Linked DNA regions of Mus musculus: region 2 is linked to region 1. The links are chromatin loops, found by intact Hi-C in ENCODE. Cell type or tissue: heart. All regions are shown on one strand.

Region 1 (8,000 bases):
AGCATCATGAGAGTACCTTATACAGTGTCCGAGTCTCATGTCCTGGGGCCATCAGAATACATAGAGGAAATGTAAAATCTGGAACAAAGCACCCAGAAGTGGTGTAGCTGGGTCTTTGGACAGTTATTTTTATTGCATTTGTGTGTGTGTGTGTGTGTGTGTGTGTGTGCGTGTGTGCGTGTGTACGGGGAGATACATGCATATAATGCATGTGTGGAGGTCAGAGGACAACTTTCTGGAGTCAGTTCTCCCTTCTGCCAAGTGGGTCCCAGGGATTGAACTCGAGTTTTCAGGCTGACCGCAAGCTCCTTTACTGGATTAGCCATCTTGCCAGCCCCAAAGTCCTAGTCTTCTCTTGACATAGTTTAAGGAAACAGTCTTTGTGCTAGAGAATGCTTTGGGATGATGATCATTACAGGAAAATAAGGGCCGCTTAAGAAAATTAAGACTAAACTCTCCAGTCTTGGGTGATAACCAAAGATAACAATTAGGATATTCTAAGAGAAAAATAACTTCCCCATCAAGGGCAGTAACAGTAACCCATGTCCAAGCAGAAAGAAACACTTTTATCGTGTTTTAAAAGAATTGTCATAATTATTATCATGAAAGAAAAACTCTTCACTTTGCTGCATCTGTGCACCAAGGCTCCCCGGAATCGCATGACTCTACAGCACTCGATATCTGAGCCGCTTTCTCCCTGTCCAAGGTCCATGGCACCTGCAACTAGGAATCAACTTCTTGTCCTCTGTTACAAGTTCTGGGTCAGAAATTGTTAACAACCACTTTGTGGTCTTGAGGGCTGCCTCACAGTAAAGGTTTTTAAAGTCTTTTTATAAAACTTTCTTAAATTAGGCACACCTATATGGCAGTCTTCACTATGCTAATTTTTCAAAATTATATAAGTACAGTCATTGTAGAGGTCAGAAGTAGGCATCAGATCCCCCTATACTGGAATTATGGGTTGCTGTGAGCATTTGATGAGTGTGCTGGAAACCAAATGTGAATCCTCTACAAAGCACTAGGTGCTCTAACCATTGAACCACCTCTCCAGCCCCGTACGGTCACGCATAAAGAAACAAACCACAGCGTTCTACTCACTTTATTACAGCAAGAGCGCTACAGATGTAATGGTTCATTTCTTCTGATGCTGAATAATATTCCATTGCTAGAACATACCACAGTTTACCCAGTTATATCTCGGTTGCTTCCAAGGTTTTGCAGTTATGCATAAAACACCATGTATAATTTGTGTGTGTTTGTGTGTGTAGATGCAAGTTTCTTACGTGTTGTGTAAATACCACGGCTTGCAGTTGCTGGATTATGAGAGTGAGTTTTGTTTTACAAGAAACTGCCAAACTGTCTTCACAAGTGGCTATAGCAGCTCCACCGGCAGTGAGCGTTCATTCACTCAGCCCTTCTTCGCCCACACTTGGTGTTGTCAGCGGCTTGGATCAGGGCCATTCCTAGGCATAGGATGATATCTCATAGCTGTTTTAATCTAATGGTGGAGAATGTCAGACGTGCTCTCACATGTACAGTTGAGCAGGCCCCACAGCAAAGAAGGCACACTGGTACTAAGGTGTTGGCCTTTAAAAAGACTTACTCTTTGAGACTCATGTATATGATGTATTTTGATCATACACCCCAACACACACACACACACACACACACACACACACTTCCTCTCAGCAGGTTCCCTCCAGCTTTGTGTCTTGTCTTAGAGACCCCCTGAGTTTACGGGTATGGGGGGGGGCGGCTTATGTGAAGATGGCTATAGGGTTATTGCTGGACTCTGGGCAACTTGCCAGTGGCTATAGCAACCATTAACTGCCAGTAACTCCTCAGGATAGAGGTGGGACCTCACGAGCCCTGCTCCCACCCACGATGGGGTGTTGAAAGCTCGTCTTGGGTGTGTTTTCTGCAGGTAGTGGTAGCTGCTGTTAGTCTGTGCATGCAACGGCCGTGTCATTTCATAACACCCATCACACCCTTCACCCTTCTTTCAGCTCTCCCTCCTGTGCTTTGTTTCCTGAGCCTTAAACATGGAGATGTCGATGCCCCCCAGAGAGTGCGCATTCAGTGGTGCCTCAGCATTCACTGCCACCACAATAAGAAGCTCTCTGAGCAAGGCTGAGGGCAGCACTGATCTATGACTGTAAACATAAATAGTAAGAATGTAATTTGACAATATGCCCATTTAGTGTAACAGGTTTTCCCATAGGTTTTTGCCCATTTTTAACTTTTTAGAACATGGGTTTTAAGAGAATTTTATATATTTGGAGTATCATTCCTTTATCAAAATTATAAATGAATATTATATATTAATGTAAATATGAAATAAAGAAACCTGTAATGGGGGAGAAAAAAAAAGAAACCTGTAGCTCACCAACATGGATATTTTAATTCTGGTGGGCAGTTGGCCCACGTGTATATTCTTGGCAAGAATTCCATGAGTGCACAGAAATAGTGTATCCTGGCACAAAGCTCAGATCATGGAAAGTCATGGTAAGATATGTAGCTACCAGTGACAGGAAGGAGGGCAAATATAAACCTTGAGCCTTCGTTCCCACAATCTTCTCAGGCCACCACCCCTGAAGCAGGGATGGGGACTTGGCTCCTGTCATTCTGGTGACTGGTTGGTGATACCGCAGGCTTCCTTGGAGGCCTGGCATTGCTGGGCATCACTGCCGAGGACTGACTCCCGCATGGTTAGCCACTAGGGAAATAAAGAAAAAGTGAATGAATGTGACATAGTTGCAGTAGCTAGCTGTCATCAAAATGGTACGAAAGTTGAATTCTTAAGCTGGGCTCAGGAGGAATATGGGATTTGTACTGGTATAAAATTGTATGTCATGTTAGGTAACAGATGCACCATTGTTAAACCTTTATTCACTAATTTTCATAAATCAAAGGTGATGACCCTGAGGCTTCCCCACCCACTCTGTTAGCTGCTGCATGGCCATGTTAGCCCGGCATGATTTCAGTCCCATGCCACATCAAGTTCTTTTAGTGAATTTTTAATGCCTACCACAGCTATAGAAAACTAAATTTAAACCCCTCCTGTCACCATAAAGGAAATAGAAAATATTCTAATTCCATTCTTCCCCATATTTTTATATTTCTGAGACAGAGTGTGTCCTAAAGTCTGGTTTGTATTCCCAAGGCTCCTTTAGCATAGATCGCAATGTAGCTGCGGTCATGGGCTCTCTTAAGTATGCACCTTCCTTGGGATGTTAGAGTTCGTCTTAGTCAGTTAGGGTTTCTGTTACTACGATGAGACACCGTAGCAACATGCGGAGGAAAGTGTTTGTTTAGCTTATCCCTCTACATCATTATTAAGACAGGAGCTCAAACAGGGCAGCAACTACTGCCGAGGCAGTGGCGGGGTGCTGCCTGCTGGCTTGCTCAGCCTGCCTTCTTATCAGCCCAGGGATGGTACCACCCACAATGAGCTGGGCCCTCCCGCATCAGTCACCAAGAAGATGCCCTGCAGACTGTCCACAGCCTCATCTTACAGAGGCCTTTGTTTAGGTCTCTTCCTCTCAGGTGGCTTTAGCTTGTGTCAGGCTGACATAAAACTATCCAGCACAGAGGTTTTTTTTATCCTTTACCTGTCTGCTTGGGCTGTCTGGCACAGTTGTGTTACTGTGGCAAAGCATGCTGTGGAAGTACCTTCCAAAAAGTTCAGATGCTTTCCAGACCTAGAAAAGCGGAGAGCCATGTGTCACACAGGCGGCTCCCATCCTCCCCAGCTGTTCCAGTTTGCACACACAGTCTCGGGAACCTGACTAAATTCCCATGCAGAAGGGAGACGGCTGAAGCTCAGCGCACAGACTCTGTCACCGTTAACAAGTTCAAGCTGATTGTTTTGTTACCTAATAAATTTTCTGGGATCCCTGTAACAGAAAATCCATAAGAAATACGTCATCATTACATTTCCAGACATTGAACTTTCCCTTGGGGTTCATCTGCATACCGTCTTCCTGTTCGTATGTCCTCTGTGCAAGTTCTTTGTATTGTTCCATGTGTTAAAACAATTACAGCTGAGAAACCACACTCCAAAGGCCTTTCTCATAAGCAGAGCAGAGGCCATGTGACCACATTCTGGCAGAGACCTCTCTGACTGATAGGATCCCGGTGTATTTCCTGTTATTCATGAAAGAAAGTGTGTCAAAGAACTGTAGCACTAAGCACGTAAAGATTCATGTGTCTTTGTCGGTGACATTGCAGGCTAAAGGCAAAGAAAGACAGTGGCTAAGACACCAAGCTACCGGAGAACTGGACGACGCCAAGATCATTGACGGGCTGGCGGGAGAAAAGTCCATCTACAAACGTCGGGGTGACCTGGAACCCCAGGTAAATAATGGGGAACCCCGAGCCTCAGATCCACATAGTTCAGCCTTCTGTACAGAGTTCATGAGTTGTGTCAAAACACCATTAACCCAAAATATGCAACTACAGAAAGCATTATGGGAAACATAACTTTTTTTTAAAAAGGCTCACGATATGGAACACGTACACAAAATAGAATAATATTAAGAACAAGCAATGCAAGAGCCAGGCATGGTGATGCACTCTTCTAATCCTGACCCTCAAGCGTCAGAGGCTGAAAGCACACTGATCTACAAAGTGAGCCCAGGACAGCCAGGGCTACGTACAGACACCCTTTCCCAAAACAGCATCAAAACCAGCAAAGGCAGGGTGAGCTTTAACCAAATTTAGAGGAGTTAACACCAGAGTTCAGACTGTGACCTAAGGTTCAACCAGGCGAAGCAAGGGAATAAATAGTAAAACCGGAAGATGCTAGTTTATATCAGAACAGAAGAGGGTAGTTCACGGTGCTATGGTCCTCAGTGGAGGGGAAGCCAGCCTTCCTACCCTAGTCCAGCCACCTCAGAGAAGAAACCAAGAACAAGCACTGCCCACCAGCCCTGCACCAGCCAGTAGCCAGAAAGCCAGAAGCCAAAAGCTACCTATGCGGCCACCTCCAGGTCCATCCACTCCCCAGATGCAGAGTGGGTGCTCTGAGGATGTGGGGATGGGAGATGCCCTGCTGCTTGTGGATCCCAGAGGAGTCTTCAGGAGAGAGAAACAGAGCAATCATACGGTCTCCTGCTCTCCTGAACTGTAACAATCTGTGTCTATCACATGCCTTCAGTTTGTAGGAAACAAGGAATTCTCTCTTAAGTTATACTAATTGTAGTAAATAAGTATTCACCAGACTGTGGCAACATGGTCAACTATTGAATCCTAGTGAACTTTGGGGTTTTCTATCGCCCTGAATAATCAAAACTGGTGAGTAGCCACCGGGAGCCGGGGCGCAACGAGCGAGGACAGGAGTGTCACTCTCTGTAATGTTTACTCAGAGTGGATCTGGTAGTAATTTGGGAGGTCTTATTTCTATGTCATTGCCATGAGTCAACAGCTGCTTTCTCTGACTCACTGTGGTCAGCAAGTTGTGGACACATCTGTGAGTTAGTCATGCACACGTGTGTGCCACGCTGCTTCTAATCAGGGACACTCAACATAGTTTAAAGGGATGTATAAGATTTGCTTCCTACTGTTATTCTCTAAACATTCATGATATCTTAAGTTATTTATTTATCCTGCATATATGCATATATGTGATGTACACACACACACACAGGGGAGGAGCCATGCATGCCACAGCAGGTATATGGAAGTCTGAGGACAGCATGCAGGACTCAGTTCTCTCCTTCTCCCATGTAGTCAGGCTCCATGGCAAGTTCCTTAGCCACCAAGCCATCTCATGAGCCATCTCACCACCCTCTACAGGATTTTCTTGAAATTATTAGTTCTGCCTATCATATTTCATGCATGCCAGCAAGTATATAATAGTAGAATAATCTGGACTTTTTCTTATTTATTATTACTGACAATCTAAAAAAAAAGTGCATTGGCGGGTCTGGGCCCCAAGCTGATCTCTAAGATTTCACATTTTAATCAGTAATTTTTGCCAGATAGCGGTTCAATGCCACTCTAACTGCCAAGAAAAGAAAAAGAAAAAAGTTCAGCAAGCAGAAGAAAACCCAAAAGCTCTAAAGAGGCGTTCGGAAAACGCTTACGCTCTTGGCCAGGCCACCTCTCACGTAACTGTGCTGTAACAGTCTGGTATTTCTTCAGCCTAGGTGAAAAATGACCTTCAAGTGACTGCGTAGGGATGCTGACGCACAGAGTAAAGGACGTGGGGCTTCTATCCTCCCAGGCTGACATTTCTAAAATGCATTATCTTTAAGTTGTCAACCTCCGGACGGTAGCTTTACCATATCCCAGAGGCAGTTCTTTTCCTTGTGCAGCCAGTCTGACATCTGCTTACTAGGGTACCGCCATTACCTCCACCCTCTGGGACAGCCCTGTACAGACCTGCCCACCTTGGGCTGCCACCTCAGAGCCTGGGCAAGAAGCCAGCTGACCATGGTTTTCTGCCATCCCCTCCCTCAGCTGGGTAGTCCACAACAGAAGCCCAAGCGCCTGCGCCTGGTGGTGGACGTCTCCGGCAGCATGTACCGCTTCAACGGGGTGGATCGCCGGCTAGAGCGCTCGATGGAGGCAGTGTGCATGGTCATGGAAGCCTTCGAGAACTACGAGGAGAAATTCAAGGTAATGGTTCCAGTGGTAGAGCGTCATTGGTCACTTAGGGTCAGTACCGGTAAGGTGGATGCAGACTCCACCCAGAGCTCCAGGCACCATTCTCTCAGCAGCAGGGAACATGGCTGCTGCTTCACCTGTTCTAACTAACAGTAACATAACTGAAGGGCCCAGTAACCTCTAGTTCCCACAGAGCAAAGCACTGCAACATGTAAGTTGTGTGATGCTAAACTGCAGGGTTTCCTGGAAACTCCGAAGCCTGTTCTCATTTTCCTGGGCATCCTCACCGAGTGCCTCTGAACGCTGACATCCCATCAGCAGCCAAGGTCTGCGCACAGCATCCTGTGAACAGTGAGCCAACAATAACATACATCCGCAGCTGGCATGGCAATTCACCCGAGAGGAAGCTGCCCTCTGCTCAAACCATTTCCAGCTTGTTGTTGTGCAGTTTGCTATCAAATCCCCCATTTCAGAGGTCTGAGGATAGGGAGGCAATTCCCACTCTACAATGTCGCCAGCCAGTAGGAGCCACCTCATCTTCTTGTGATTGTCCATAGAAAACACAGGCATCACAGCAGAAAACCTGACTACCAACACATGCCAGAGAGAGCCATGGTATGTACAGATATTGTGAAGGGCACACAACCTAAGCATGCAAACTCTTTAATGGATAAAACAATCCTTGAGCAACGGAGTCTCAAATCCATTGCCATTTAAGCAGGCACCCCACCTGTACCTGAAGACTGTGCCCCATGCCATGGCTCTGTATTACGCAAAAACAAGAGACCAGTTGGCTTCCCATTTCCCTTGGGCTCCTTGTGAAGGGTGCAGTCCACTGGCTCTCCCAGGGTTCCTGTGTAGTCTCTGGGACAATGGCCTTTCAGGGCTCAGTGGGGAGCAGCGAGCAGCGTCCAGCATGACTACCGCGGGGCTGCAAGGCTCTGCACACACAGTACAGGGATAAATGCATCTAACACACGGCTGAGCACGAGAAAGCTCTGCTTCCCTTCATGACAGCAATGCTATCCCTCGTGGTCACCGAAACCCGGGGAACTATGTAAGAGTCCCTCTTGGCTCTATTGTAGTTGCCAGCATTCCCAGAACCCCAATCAAAGACTCACTCTGTCAGGGTGAGGACAGGACACGGGAAGTCTGGGATGCTTCCGAGCTAGCATTGCACAGCTTGTAAGACGCACTACTTCCTCCTGTGGGAGCCAGAGGTGGTCAGCCTTTTAAAGCGCACTCTCCATGCTGTCCACTCTGAAACTTTCCATCTCTTGACCCTCCGGGACCTCACATGTGATTGCATCTGGGTTTGTTTTTTTTTTTTTTAATAGAAAATGTTTATTTAAACCATTTTGACCAATGGGTGGCTAGACAGCCATGGGTCA
Region 2 (8,000 bases), 120 kb after region 1:
TGAACGGAATCTCGTGCTAGAGGTTATGGCAGATGGATAGGTGAGCCAGGTTCAGCCTCCGGCTGTGCTCACTCCCTTAGAACGCTAGCTCTTGCAAAAATAATATTCAGTCAGTCTGATAAAATGACAACGGTGTGCCTCTGGCTGATAGCACAGACATGTACTGCTGTCCCACCCTGCTATCTAGTGTTGTCATGATCAAGGGGCCCAGTGATGATCTGAGGAACCTTTAAATGTGGTAAGGTAGACCTTAAGGCGTCTACTTCAGACGGCCTTGAAAGCCCACCTCACCAGAATCAAATCCCCATTGCAAACATCCTTTAAATTCCTGATCCATTTAATGTATTGGAATCTCAGATTCTGGGACTGGGTCTCCTTAGAGACCATCAAAAATAAATAAACAAAGGCATATTATATATACACAACCCCTAACTTTAGGTATACCCATCAAGTATAAGAAATTCCATAGTACAAACAGAAGCTTTGTTTTTTTTTTTTGTTTTTTTTTTTGTTTTTTAAAGGCATAGTTTGTGTTTTGTTTTTTGTTTTTTGTTTTTGGTTTGGGGGTTGGGAGAAAGGTAATTTAGGGTTAGAACGGACACATGCTACCCTGAAGAAAAGTAAAACCACAGACAGCGAGCCTTGCCCAGAGTTCCTGCAAATATAGAACAGTCCACACATCTGCAGCAAGGGAACTACAGTAATTAACCAAGAAAAAGGAAGCCCTGTGTCTGTTGCGCTGGTCCCATGGGGAATGGCAGGCATGAGGGAGGGTCTTTCTTCTCCTCCAATTCTAAATTCTGACAGCTTCAGTGAAGCATGGCACAGTGCCAAAGAACCCTGGGTCTCTGTTTGATCATTGTGCCCCCCCCCCCCACACCCTCTGGAACGGCCCTGACCCTCTAAGATAGCATACCAGATATCAGAGAATACGATCTGTCACTCACTCCGTTCCTAATGTGGTACCAGGTATCTGGAGGGCTCCTCCTCCTCACACCTTGCCAGGTTTCAACTCCCGACTCCTCAGCTCCATTAGCCACTGGCTTGGTAACTGTCATTCTGGTTTCTAGGATTCCTAAGGTCTCCTCTCTCAGAGCCAGACCAGCATATTCTAAACATAAGTAGATGTTCTAAGTGTTGCTATGCTAAAGCACCCAGTCCCTATTCTCCCCAAATATCTACAATCTTATCATAGCTACGGCATGGACAGTAGACCTCAGACCTTTCCTATTAAACAGCAGCACACTTGTCCTCTCACAGGATGACTTATGTGAAACCCTAATATATAAGAATCACACCTCAGCCTCATCTTTAAAGGCATAAGTCAGTATAATAAACCATTTACGAAGTCAACCAGTAGAAGCATACAATAAATACATGGGATAAAATTTGGGATAGAATGGGTGAAAGCTTTATTAAACCCACTTAAAGATTACTTTTAAAGCTAAAAAAAAAAATACTGAACAAAAGCTAGGCACACAACTTTAATCCCATCACTTGGATCTTGGTGAGTCTGAGGGCCAGCCTGGTTTATATAGTGAGTTCCAAGATAGCCAGAGAGAGCTACATAGTAAGACCCTGGCTTGAAAGAACCTAAATAAATAAATAAGTAAATAAATAAATAAACAAACAAACCCAAAGATGTTCAACTTCTACAGCACCCCAAAGGCTCAAACCTGAAGACCACTTTTCTAGCTCCCATCTGCATTGCTCTTTTACTGAGACTCTTAAAACTGTTCCTAACAGAGTGCTATGGGAAAGACACAGCCCTTTTAAAAATCCACTTTCACTTATCCCCAGTGTGAATGTGTGTGTCTGTGCATTTGAGAATGGTGCCCTTGGAGGCCAAAGGTGTCAGATCGAGTTCCAGGCAGGGCAGTTGTGAGCTGTCAACATGGGTGTTCAGAACCGAAGTCTGGTCCTTTTGGAAAGCAATACCTGTCCTTTACCTCTGAGTCATCACTCCAGTCCTGCAACCTGCTTTTGTTTTTTGTTTTTTTTTAATGGGGGGGTAGTATTTTTCAAAAATGAGGAGGAATATTCATCACCTAGGTCCACAGACCTTTGATCCTGAAAGCCTTGAAAAGGACCTGCAATACCACGTACAAAAAGATACATGATCTGAGCTTGAGGGAACGCTGGGCTACTCAAGTTCTGGCTCACATGCTAGGCAACCAGAGCAAAACTAATGAAGATAAAAGTGCCTAACTTGTAGGACTGTGGTAAAGATTTTGTGTGATAACATTGGAAGACCAGCCAGAGATGGCTGATAACAAGAGCTATCACGTTACAATCATAGCAACCCCAGTGAGGGCTTGCTAAAAGTAAGCTAGCTGCCACCACCACCATGATAAGCCTGATTGGCCCTCTCAGGAGAGCTAAGTTTCAGTGGGCTGCACCTCTCCCAGACATCCACTTCCACCAGACAGACAAGTATTAGGAATGTCTGCACTCCATTCCTGGAGACAATTAAGACAGACATATTATGTGTCCTTAAGAAAGCATGACTTAGATGCACACAAAATCCACCAAGACGATTTCTTAACCGCTGAGCCATCTCTCCAGCCCTCCAAGACGATTTCTAAGCATGCAGGGAACAAAACCACATTGACGGCAAAGACCAAGGTCATCTGTGCTTTCTTAGATCCTCCCTGTTACTCTCCAACCACCACAGAAAGAAAGCTTAAGTTGACAACAAAAGCAGAAAGCAAAATGCACAGAGATATGCCTAAGAAAACTGCAAATTCTGTCAATCTTCTCTCCAACTGTTAAGAAACTGTGGTGAATTCTCTTTTTGAGACTCCTAAAAACATACCGTGGATCTGAAACCCCTCCTGGCAGAACTGGTGGGTGCTGTTCGACATCACTGCACAAATTCAGACTCTAATCTAGACTGAGGCTGGGGCTTAGCAAGGAGCTGAACTTGATTACAGAGCATCGGGGACAGACCTAGCCTTCTCTTCTGTGGAGAAGAGAATTTATACACAATGAAAAATTTGTTCCTTGACCCAGTGGAAAGAAATATATTCAAGTTACACCACAGCTGTGGAGAAAAATTTCCAGCGTCAGGCTTCACTTGACTGCTGAGAACAAGTGACCAGGTCATTGGCATCAAGACGCAAAAGTTCTAAATGGAAATGAACAGCTCACCAGCCCTCTTCCCTCCCCCTTCGCCCCCTAAGTCACGTGGTGATCTGTGTAGGTGGCTAAGGAAAATCAAACCAGAGCTTGGGTTTCAGATTCAAATCCTGACCTGGATGTCAAACATCATCCCTTCTCAGGAGGACAGCTCAGGCTCAGAATCTTCACCTAGTAACAAAGGAAAATGTTTCTAGATTTCAAAACAGCAATGTGACTTTTACTCCCAGAGTTGGGGACAGCACAATTGGTGATGTCTGAGCCTGTATCTAGGGACTAAGGGCACAAGAACAAACAGAATTTAAAGTTCACATTGAAAAACAGTGAATAAGCCAAGATTTGAAAACAATTATATAATAATAAATAAAAGGTCACCAAATTCACTGTTCTTGCAGGTCACTTGAGTTACTGAAAACTAACTCTCTCTCTCCCCCTCCCCCTCCCCCTCCCCCTCCCCTCCCCCTTCCCCTCTCCAGAGGCAATGTGGAAAAGGTTACTAGGATGACCTTCTGTGGGTAACCTGGAGGGTGGGCGTGCCTGAAACCCTGTACTTGAACTCAGCAGCCCAGCGGGAGACTGTTTCAAAAGTGCCTGGAGTGGCGAAAGAGCCTGGGAGCTAGGCAGAAAGTGAACGAAGTTATTTCAAGCATTCCAAAAACAGCAGCTTATGAAACCATTTTGGTTTCACAAATGTTTCATTCTTGTGCTCACTCGTGTCCTCATGTTCCCCAACACCCATTCTGGAAAAGGAAAGGGAGGGTGCTGTTGGTCTAGTGTTTGCCTAGCGTGCAAGAAGCCCTAGGTCTGACCCCCAGCATTGCCTATAAACTGATGTGCCTAAATGTGGTGGCATTGCACTGTCACCCCAGCACCCTGAAGCCCGAGGAAAGAGGATCAGAGAGGTTCGAGGTCACCCGCAGCTACATAGATCACCTTGGGAGAGTCTCAAAATAAAATAAAATAAAAAAAAAAAAATGAAGAGCGAAGAGTGGGTAGAAAGGCGGGAAAAGGTTGGAAGGCCTGGCTGGACTCCCAGGAGTTCTGGCTGACTGCACAAACCCTCAGGCCTCATGGTACACACCTGCCGTGACAGGTAGACCCACAGCTCTTTAAGAGCCACCCACCCACCCTCGTACCTCTCTCCCCAAGAACGCCTTAATGACCCCCGCACATCTGGGCTAACGACTCAGAAAGTCAACTCTTCAGGCATCTCAGAGCCGTGCAGATCCCCGGGTCTGACTTTCCCCAGATGTCGTGCCTCAGTTTAAAGATAACCCAGGTGAATCTAGAGCTTTAGGAAGCCTGAGTCTGAGGATTACTGACTTCAACAGGGCTTCACTTACTCTCCGAGTCGCTGAAGCCGCTGCTGTCGCTGACGCTGGCGCTGCTGCGCCGCTTCATGCGCTCTAGGTGCTCCTCATAGTGGAAGTGGCGCTCGTGGAAGGGCGACGCGAAGTCGGCCAGCACCGCGTCGAACTCGCACAGCACGTCGGTCAGGTCTGCAGCGGCCGCGGAGTCCATGGCCGGGGCTAGGGGAGGGAGGGCACAGAGGGCATCTGGAGGGGCGGCCAGCGTTCCCTAGAACTCCACTCTGCCTTTGCCAGTGACAGCCACGCAGTCAGTTACTCCGTAACCTCCCAACCACCCTCTAAAGCGCCTGTCACCAGACACGGAGGAGAAGAAGCCTCCGTGGGTTGAGCTGAAAGTCTGGAAGTCACCTAGCCCACCCCACGCGCTTTCCTACTGTTGCCCACGCTCGCTCCCTGGAGCGCGTGGCGGCGGGAAGTCTGAGTCAGCAGGCACCCGTTACGTGTCAGACTCCGGTTCCTTGTCCCGCGTGGAAAACCAAACTAAACCTGCATCGGACGAGCGATCCGGAGACGGGATGCCAGGGTGATGGAGGACAGAAGGGTGGGCAGTGGAAGAAGACCTTAGCGACCTCTGTTCTCTCGCCCCTACTTGCAGGCTCCAGCTCTCAGGGGCCCCGGAGCTGAGAGTGTAGCTTAGCGTGGACGCAGTCCCTGGCTTCGATCCCGGGGCGCAGAGGTGGAGAAGACACCTCCAAATAGGCACTCACCTGCGGCCGCGACCGCCGCGGGACTGCTCTGCGCTGAGGGCGGCTTCATGGAGAAGTTGCTCAGTGACACGCGTAGCAGAGATGCTGCGAGGTGTTGGCCCTGGTGGCTGCCGCCTGCACTGCAGTCTGCTCCGGTGCCTCTGCCTTGCTCCTTGCCGAGCCTGAGCGCTAGCTACTCGCCTGAGCCGCGCCACCCGCCGGCTACTCCGTCTTATAGCCACCGGCAGGGGCGGGGCGGGGCGGGGCTGCTGAGTAAGTCCCAGACGACCTAGGGGACGCCCCTGTCCCTCCACCCCCTACTCCCGGCACCGCCCTAGCCACGCGCTGGCCTCTGAAGAACCGCAGTGACGGGTGTCGCCGGAGTCCAGGATACCGCCCCAAATATTTACCCGCCGCTTTCTCTACCACCCTGACAACCCGACCCAAGGAAGTGTCTTTGCGGGCATCAGAGTTCTCCAAGAGTTTACCCTGTTTCCCGCCTTCTGGCTGAGCCTCCTTGAGCCTCATCTATGAAATGGAACTGCACATGCAGAAAGCCTCCTTGTTTGCTGCAAAAATAAAGGAGCCAAGGGCCTCAGTAGCCTCTGCAAAGAACCAGTCCTCCATCTGACTTTTCTCAAGGAATTTATAAGGTTGTGCGTGGACAGAGTGGACAGCTGAGGGCAGTGGGTTGAGGTGAATGCAGTCTTCAATTGAGATGATCTTTGAGCGCAGAGTACCACATGGACAGATGCATTCTGGTATAGGGTCCGTATGATTGAGCGTCCATCCTTAGCACAGCCCAGTAGAATTCCTGCCTCAGGTGACCAACAGCCCTTTGCCCCAGGTAGTTATTAAACGTAAAATAAGAGGCCTGCTGGTGGCCTGCGCCTATAGTCCCAGCCCTAAGGAGGATGGTAGAAGGGGGTCTAGGCAAGAGAGTGGAGATTTGAGGACTACTGCATGAAAAGAAAAGAAAAAAAACCCTACATAGTACAATCCTGTCTGTAAAGAGTTTACTGTGCACGCATGAAGATCCAAGTTCAAGCCCCAAAATCCACATTAAAAAATCCAAACTAGATGGACACCACTTATAATCCCAGCCCTGAGAGGCAAAGGCTGGCAAATCCCTGGGACTCCCCAGCCAATCCCAAAGTGAGAACTCCAAGTCAATGAAAAGCTGTATCTTAAAAATGGAGGTGGGCAGTGCCCAGGGAATCGATCACATTTGCGGTTGACCTCTGATCTTGTCCGGCACAACATACGCCTTGTGTGCATATATGCACATGCTACACACACACATACCACACACACACCACACACACACATACACACACACACACACACACACACACACACACACACACACACCACTAAATTAATGTAAAGTAAGGGGCTAGCTGGGGCCTGGGAATATGATTTAGCAATAAAGTGCTTGCCTAGCATGGGTGAGCCCTGAGTCTGAAGGCTCATCCTCAGACCTGCAAAAGAAAATAAATAAATAAATGTAAAACAATCAAAATTGAATAAAGTGAAAGTTTTCAGTCCAGACACCAGACACTTTCTTAACTACACCAGACACTTCCTTAGCTATACTAGACACTTTCAAGTGATCAACGGCCATCATCACAGAATCTTTGGATGGTGTTATGTGAGGACATCTTTCCCCAGTGACTCCAGCCTTCCTAGGTGTCAGAATGTGGCATGCACCAGGTCACTCCTGACAGCCACCCCTGAATAATATAATCATTGCCAGTGGTCGGCAGGTGTGAAAACTGGAATAGAGCAGCTAAGGGGCTTGCCTACCCCTTAGTGGTTTAATAGAAGGCAGGCCTGTCTCTTTTCAGCACCACTTTGAAGTTAGCCACACCCTGCCTCCCTAGGGTGAAGAAGAACTAAGCAGTCAAGGGTGGCACTGAGCCCCAGAGCAGATAAGCCAACAGCAGCAACCAATCTGGGAGGAGCAGCCAAAAAAAAAAAAAAAAAAAAAAAAGATGCCAATTACCTGTTCAGTTAGTGCGTGGAACACAATTCATTTGTCCACAGTTCACCTGGTGTGAAATTGGGTTGCCCCCAGCCCATCCTTACACACATCTCAGTGCAAAGGCCTCACTCAGTGCTGCACATGTGTTGATTTCTTCCCTAGAACCAGGTAAAGGTTTAAACCCTTGTTCTCCAGAGCCTTCTGGCTGGGCTCCATATCCTAGGGCCTTTTATGCCCCCCCCCCCCACCTGACAGTGGTGACAGAGATAGTCAATGACCTCAGTGTTCAGGTGCAACCCGTCCCTCAGGAGGCACGGGGAGCTGTATCCTTCATCTCCTCACTGAGACTTACCTAACTTCCAGGTTTCAAAAGCTCATTCAGTCATTCAGTCTCTGGCTGCAATGGCCTCAAGAAAAAGACTTGATGTCTCCTTTAATTTCCAACAGGAAAGTCAGGACTTCTAGTGCTGTAAAGACCCGATCTTTATTTTAACCGGTCTCTCCCGTAGATATGCTTTGCTATCATATAATAAAATATCACAGGCTAGGTAATTTGTGAATCACGGAGATTTCTTCCCCACTGTTCCGAAGGCCAGGCGGCCCAAGATCAAGACTCCCACCCAGTGCTGTCTGGTGAGGGCTTGCTGATTGCTCACAGGGCGAAAGGAAGGAAAGAGCAAACGGCGCCCCCTTCAAGCCCTTTGGTAACCCTTACTTCCATCTGGGAGAGCTCTATTCTGGTGACAGCCAGTTCACAAAGGCCCCGCTGTTTGACAGGATCAAACTTGCAATGAGATTGTAATGTTCAGGCCACCCCAAGGT

The links. Hi-C counts contacts between places; a loop is a spot of excess contacts. Peaks named below come from ENCODE experiments on the same cell type or tissue, not always from the same donor. Only the 100,000 strongest peaks of a DNase experiment are listed, where the experiment ranks them.
Region 2: a loop joins it to region 1, with 2.2 times the contacts of the local background. A loop is called at or near these places in 5 of 42 quality-filtered maps.

Annotation. Positions count from the first base shown.
Region 1 is chr14:79,176,511-79,184,510 of GRCm38, forward strand. It overlaps Vwa8 (von Willebrand factor A domain containing 8), which reads left to right. Exons shown (of 45, transcript NM_027906.1): 41 at 4,231-4,356; 42 at 6,463-6,621. Gm4632 (predicted gene 4632) reads right to left here. Exons shown (of 3, transcript NR_152203.1): 2 at 3,612-3,701; 3 at 2,383-2,716. Among named protein-coding and RNA genes, the nearest start is that of Gm4632, 19 kb to the right of the region's middle. In heart, no CTCF peak of the experiment used is centred here; DNase peaks (open chromatin) are centred at 3,781, 4,021, 6,971 and 7,731; H3K27me3 peaks cover 446 bases.
Region 2 is chr14:79,296,234-79,304,233 of GRCm38, forward strand. It overlaps Rgcc (regulator of cell cycle), which reads right to left and starts at 5,402. Exons shown (of 5, transcript NM_025427.2): 1 at 5,216-5,402; 2 at 4,482-4,667. The coding sequence starts at 5,264. In heart, CTCF peaks have their summits at 5,327 and 5,532; DNase peaks (open chromatin) are centred at 3,200 and 5,428; H3K4me3 peaks cover 2,155 bases; H3K27ac peaks cover 1,848 bases; H3K27me3 peaks cover 2,826 bases.